2 separate regions of the Mus musculus genome follow, and region 1 is linked to region 2. A link is a contact called in ENCODE Hi-C or POLR2A ChIA-PET data. All regions are on one chromosome and are shown on one strand. Each heading gives the region's core, a stretch centred on a gene start or an enhancer-like site at or near the end of the contact. The rest is flanking DNA. Distances are from core to core; before and after follow the strand shown.

Region 1 (2,700 bases), core at 28-2,527, 33 kb after region 2:
TCTTTGTTCGCCATGGTACTAAGTACAGTACGTGTTAACGAACCCGGCGGTCAGGAGCATCAGGGGGCGTCCAAAGGCGAGGGTCCAGAACAAGCCTGCCCACGCAATTCCAGGCCCTTGTCCCACTCACCCGCAAGCACTGTTCCCCTAGTCTGAGGGTAGAAGAGGAGCTTGTGTATGTGGGGGCGGGAGGGGGGGTCGAGAAAACACTTGGGTCAACTCAAATCACCCTCTTCGGATTCTGGGTTTCCAAGTCTCTTTGGTCCCGGTTCCACCAAGTGAAACCCCTAGCTGGCAACCTGACTCCCACCGGCTAGCAAACCAAGGATTGGCAGAAAGAAAAAAAAAAAAATGTGACTAGGCTAGTATCCTGTGACGGACGGCCCTCTTCGCCATGTGCAAAAACCACGCCGGCACAGGCGACCCCCCACTCCTCAAGCCCTGGCCTCGGCCACGCCGCCTGCTTCCCCCTCCCTAGGCAGAGCGCCCTCTCACCCCCATCGACACCGCGCGGGTCAGTCGTGTAGCCTTGGAGTCGTCCCTGCGCGCCCGCATCCCAGGGGTGGCGGGTGTAAACTTCCGTGAACAAAAGAGTTGTCTGCAAACGATGCGGAACTTCGGGGCTCAGCGCCTTCGCTGCTGCCACAAGCCAGGGCTCAAGTTGAGCCTCAAAGGAGGAGGCTGCTCGGGACGCAGCCGTCTCCGCGGCCGTCCGCTGGGTCGGCGGAGCGCAGACTTTTCGGCAGCGCTAGGTTTGCTCGTCCCCCGCCAGCGCGCTGACAAGTCTCACGCCTGCACCAGGGCGAGCAAGAGTCGGCGCCGGTAGAAACCACCGGATCCGCCGTATAACAAGGAGACAGGGAGAAAGAAAGCCAGCAGCATTAAGGAAGGAAAGAGCGAGCGCAGCGCACGCGAGCCCAACTTCCCCCGCCGCCGCCGCCGCCGGGGAGCTCGCACCGACCCCACTCCGGACCAGCCCCCTGGCGCGGTTGCCCGGCCGGGTCGCTTACTGTGCGCGCCGGACGCGGGCCGTCACTGCAAGCGCTCGCCAAGTCGTCCGGGCTGCACGCCCGCGTCCGCCGTGCGCACGCTCTCCGGCCGGCGCCGAGCGCTTTGTACCGAGCGACTCCCGGGGAGGAGGAAATCGACTTGTCACTTCCTGAACTGTTTGCAACTCGTCCCTTTAACCGACCTCGGCCAGGCCGCCAATGCCCACTGCTGCCGCCGGGCAGCTCGACCGCGGCTGCGTGAACTCGGTGGCGCTGTGCGGGCGGCGTCGCGGCCGGGGCGCCCGGCGTGCCGCTACGAGGTGCAGTGCGCGCAGCCGCCGGTGGGCGGGGAGAGGGGGGGGGGTCCACGGCGCGCCTCCGTCAGTGTGGCCGGGTGTCCAGTGAACCCGCACCACGCACCTCTCACGCCTGGATGCCGGGGCTCAGGGAAGTAGCACCGCACAAGTCAGGATTGAAACTCAGGCCTCGTGGGCTTCAGATGGCCAGCTTCCGGGTTTGGCTTAGCAGTTTAAAAGAATCTGTGGCGAACAAGACCGCAAAGGGAGGTGGCACGGACTCTGGTGCGGTCACACTTTAGGATAATAAAGCACTGTTCCTGACTCTGGGTGCAATCGAATTTGAGGAATTTGTACTTCAGATGCCACATCCAAAATACATGCAACTGGGGAAGGAAGGATTTGCGGTTGCTAAGCAGAGGCAGGGCATGTTTAGTTCTGTAACTTAGGATGTTGACTCAAGTGCAGGAATGTAACCCTGATAGAATAAGCAGAGTATTTTCATTGTGCAGCTCACCTGGGGGGGGAGGGGATAACGTTCCTTGTGAAATGAAGTCCTAGATTTCCCATCACTCCTTCCTGCTGATGTGTGTTATTAACCTTATCCAAAAAGATTTTTAAGAGTTTTTTTTAAGACTCTATGCCTGTTTTGCGTTCCCCTTTGCCAAAAAAACAAAACACCTCATTACTTTACATGGATTGTGTCTGCACCGTTTGAATGGTTCTATTCATAAATCAGGAAACTTTTTCTGTTGCTTCGAGGAACATTTAATTGGTTTTAATCCAATGTTGCAATCCTAGTATCAAACATAAATGAACAATTAACTTTTTGAGTTTGTGTGCACTTGGGAAACTATTAGATTTCATGGCTATTGCTGAAATATTTCAGTTTGTGACCACACTGGACCTATTCTTTTCAGAAAGGCATAAGCTAACATATTTCACACTAACTACAGCTCATTTCAGAGACTCTGCCATAAGATGAAGATGCTCATCAGAAGGAAGGATGTGTGTTCACCTCAGAGAGATGATTCGAACATAATCAAATCACTCTAAGAAGGCCAAGTGTGCTAATACACAGACTACAAAGATGCTAATATCCATAATACATTACTTCCTTTTAAGAAACATGTTAAGGGCTATGTTTTTTTTTTTTTTAAAGGAATAAGAACCACATGTTCTGTCAAAAGAAGGCAGGCACATGGGCAAAGCAGAGGCTACTATAATACACTTACGGTCACTTCCCAAAAGCCACCTGATCACAGCACTACCACCTTAGCCTCCAAGCTCTGTAAGAATAGAATTTAATGCACTTAGCTTTTTTTATTGGGAGGCCTAGAGTGACTCCTGCTGGCAAACATTCCATTTATCCCTGCAATTACTAGTTCATCAGGTCAACTTAAAAAAATCAAGAT
Region 2 (2,813 bases), core at 109-2,608:
CCACAGGGATGGAACCATATCCTTACTAAAGGAGGTGCACTCTGGGAGGTCACCAAGGGCAAGAATCACTTTCTTAGATCTCTCTCTCTCTCTCTCTCTCTCTCTCTCTCACACACACACACAAACACACACACACAAACACACACACACCCCAGCTAGCCTTAGACATCTAATATAGCCAATGCTCTGCCAGAGACAGCAACAAATTTGGACCCACGAGACATCTTCAAGACCACAGGTTCTGAGGTGCTAGCAATATGTGGTTCCTGGCAATCCAGCATCTTATCACTGGCTGGGCTGGCTTTTGCAGGCACACCGAGCTCACATTAGGACAAGTTTAGACTGGCAAAGGATCAATATTCCTCATCCCCACATCCAATATCAAAGGGGGCAGGGGATGCAGAGCTGGCCACTGGCTTACCTCATCTACCTTCTTAGGAAAACTGCTACAAACAAATCAGGAAGGTCTATTTAAAGACACGTGTCCCATCCTTAACAGTTGTGGTTTTGTCCCTTTCCCCAGAGTGGGCCACACCAAGTGACCTATGAGCGACTGCCCAGACCTCCTCGGCACTATCACTTGCCAAAGATCATCAGGCAGCCTCCTTGTTCATGACGTCCCACCAAGCAAAGGAAGACACTGCACAGGTCTGAAAAGCCACTCCTTACAAGGTGACTTCCCTGATCTTAATACCCCATCCCTATCAGCCTGCGATTTGACCTTCAAAGGAAAGTCACATGGACAGAAGGACTGGAAGATCACCATCAAAATCTAAAAAATAACGGTAATCATAGCAATAAAGAAAAAGAAAAGCGGCTTCTAATCTGTGATTAAAAACGGACTGTTCAGCACTAATGTTTTAGAAGCTGCTGTGTGAAAGTAGATGGCACCTGGCATTCACTTCCCATCCAGCTTGTCAGCCATGTTCTCCTGTTTACTTCCACTGGACTTTACAGTGGTGCTCCTGACTCTGCTATTACAGGCCGGCTGGTGAGCACAGGAAACCAACCTTCTAACTTCTTCGAAAACAAGGTTCATCCAAAGTGCAAAATCAGGGGTGGGGAGGAGGGTAGTCAATGCATTTATAAAGCTTGACTGTTCAGGAAAGGAGGCGGGGGGGGGGGGGGTGGTGGTCAAGAGTCCCCCGTGGCGCTAGGAGACCTGCTTCATGCTTCAGTACCACATCAGTCTACAAACTGTGTGTCCCAACCAAGTGTGATGTGTTTAAGGAAAGAATGTCAAACCATTCCGCCTAGTTCTGGCTCAACAGCAGGGCCAGAAGTGCCCACTGGCCCCCTGCAGGCTTGGATCAGGAACAGGCCAGGAGGGGTGCCCCTGGATTCGCCCTTCAAAAGGGCCCTTTGTGCTGCCTCAGCAGGGGAGGCCTGATGGCAGCCATCACCTTCTGGGTGTGAACCTCAATTCAGCTCTAGGGCAGGCAGCCATTGGCACAAGGCCTGAGAAGTAAACTCAGCATTTCCTTCTCGGAGGTGACTGCTAGCCTTGGTGGTCATAAACTCGGAGCCTAAGACCAGCATATTTGGGTTGGAATCTTCCCTCTTGAAATATATTGATTTCTCTGTGGGGCCCAGTTTCCTTCCCTCTTGATAAATAAGAAATAACTCTAGCTGCCCTTAAGGTTATTGTATCCTAGGGAAGCAGAGGTCAAGCGTTTTCCTCTGTGTCCGGTTCATCTGAGAAATCACTGACAGCAGCTACTACCGCCAGTTTCATGGAGGAGTCCCAACCCTCTTTCCAGGGGTGGACATCCAGTCATCCTTTGCAGCTGACTTAAATTCCACCAGCAGGGGCCTGGCTGTATCAGGGTCCATCCCTCTGCTGAAACTGGGAGGCCAGTAAAAGCAAGACTATGGAGATCTGTTGCCATGGAAACATGACAGCCCTTCCAGCCACAGCTCTGCACAAAGCTGAAAAATGGGCATCCGTACTCTTACCAGCTCCAACCCCACTTTAGCCCCTACAAAGGGGAGCTGGCAGAGGCAGCACTTGGGGTGGAGTACTATAAGCACCTGTGTACCCGAGTGGTCAGTAAATGGCCAAAGGTCTGGAGAAGAAAGGAATGTGGCCTCACTCCTGCCCTCACAGCTCTGAAAAGTGGCAGCACTATATACAAGCTGAGAGCAGGGGGAAGGGCAGTGTGTGTGTGGGGGGGAGGGGGGTATTAAAGCCTCCCCTGCACGGAGCCCAGGGCAGGAACACCCTGGCTGCCCACTCACAGGGGACTGGCTAAATAAACTACAGTAGAGTTGTATGGCTGAAGGCTGTGTGGCCTTTAAAAACGGTTGTAATGAAGCAGTCAGAACACGATATGGGGAATGGTATGCACTCTGGCAGCCATGCTGCAGGACAGAGAGCTGGAAAGACCCTGAGCTCTGAGAGCCACGCTGAATGCAGACTTTATTCTGCAACATGGTGGCTCCCAGGAGCTGTGGCTGGAGCTGGCTTCTGGGATCAGCTGGAAGAGTCTCTGCCCTTTACATGCCTCAGCACAATCCCTTGAACAAGTTGAGCTCAGCACACACTTATGGAATTAGGCTAAATCGCAGCAGCTTCTTCGAGTCTGGGTATATATAGACCTGGAGAGGCTAATCCAGACCAGCAGAGCTTGGCACAATCTCAAGTTGCCGAGGATTCTTTCGACCAGTAAGTAACACAGGCTCAAAGAACCCCATCAGGGAATGCTGGTCCCTGTCCAGCGACCTAGACCAGTGTAAGAAGACCTCTTTCCAGAGAATAAGGGACAGGTGATTCCAGGAGGGTGGGTGACAAGACTGAAACCTAGCTGTCTTTG

Evidence for each region. Hi-C counts contacts between places; a loop is a spot of excess contacts on that map. ChIA-PET counts read pairs that join two places held with the same protein, here RNA polymerase II (POLR2A).
Region 1: a map of heart shows a loop between it and region 2 (2.4-fold over the local background). The contact joins the promoter of Fam53b here to the enhancer-like site in region 2. A Hi-C loop is called at or near these places in 7 of 37 maps with a recorded cell type or tissue (gastrocnemius and heart). POLR2A ChIA-PET finds 5 or more read pairs at or near these places in 4 of 5 experiments (Patski and embryonic stem cell).

What each region holds. Positions count from the first base shown.
Region 1 is chr7:132,812,571-132,815,270 of GRCm38, forward strand. Fam53b (family with sequence similarity 53, member B) reads right to left here and starts at 1,278. Exons shown (of 5, transcript NM_001381858.1): 1 at 1,011-1,278.
Region 2 is chr7:132,779,453-132,782,265 of GRCm38, forward strand. The region is part of intron 1 of Fam53b (family with sequence similarity 53, member B); the gene reads right to left. Among named protein-coding and RNA genes, the nearest start is that of Fam53b, 33 kb to the right of the region's middle. Within about 2 kb of position 1,359, at least 1 of the 3 ENCODE cell types and tissues checked has a DNase peak (open chromatin) inside an H3K27ac peak, as active enhancers do; it is heart, where a contact is called at or near this core.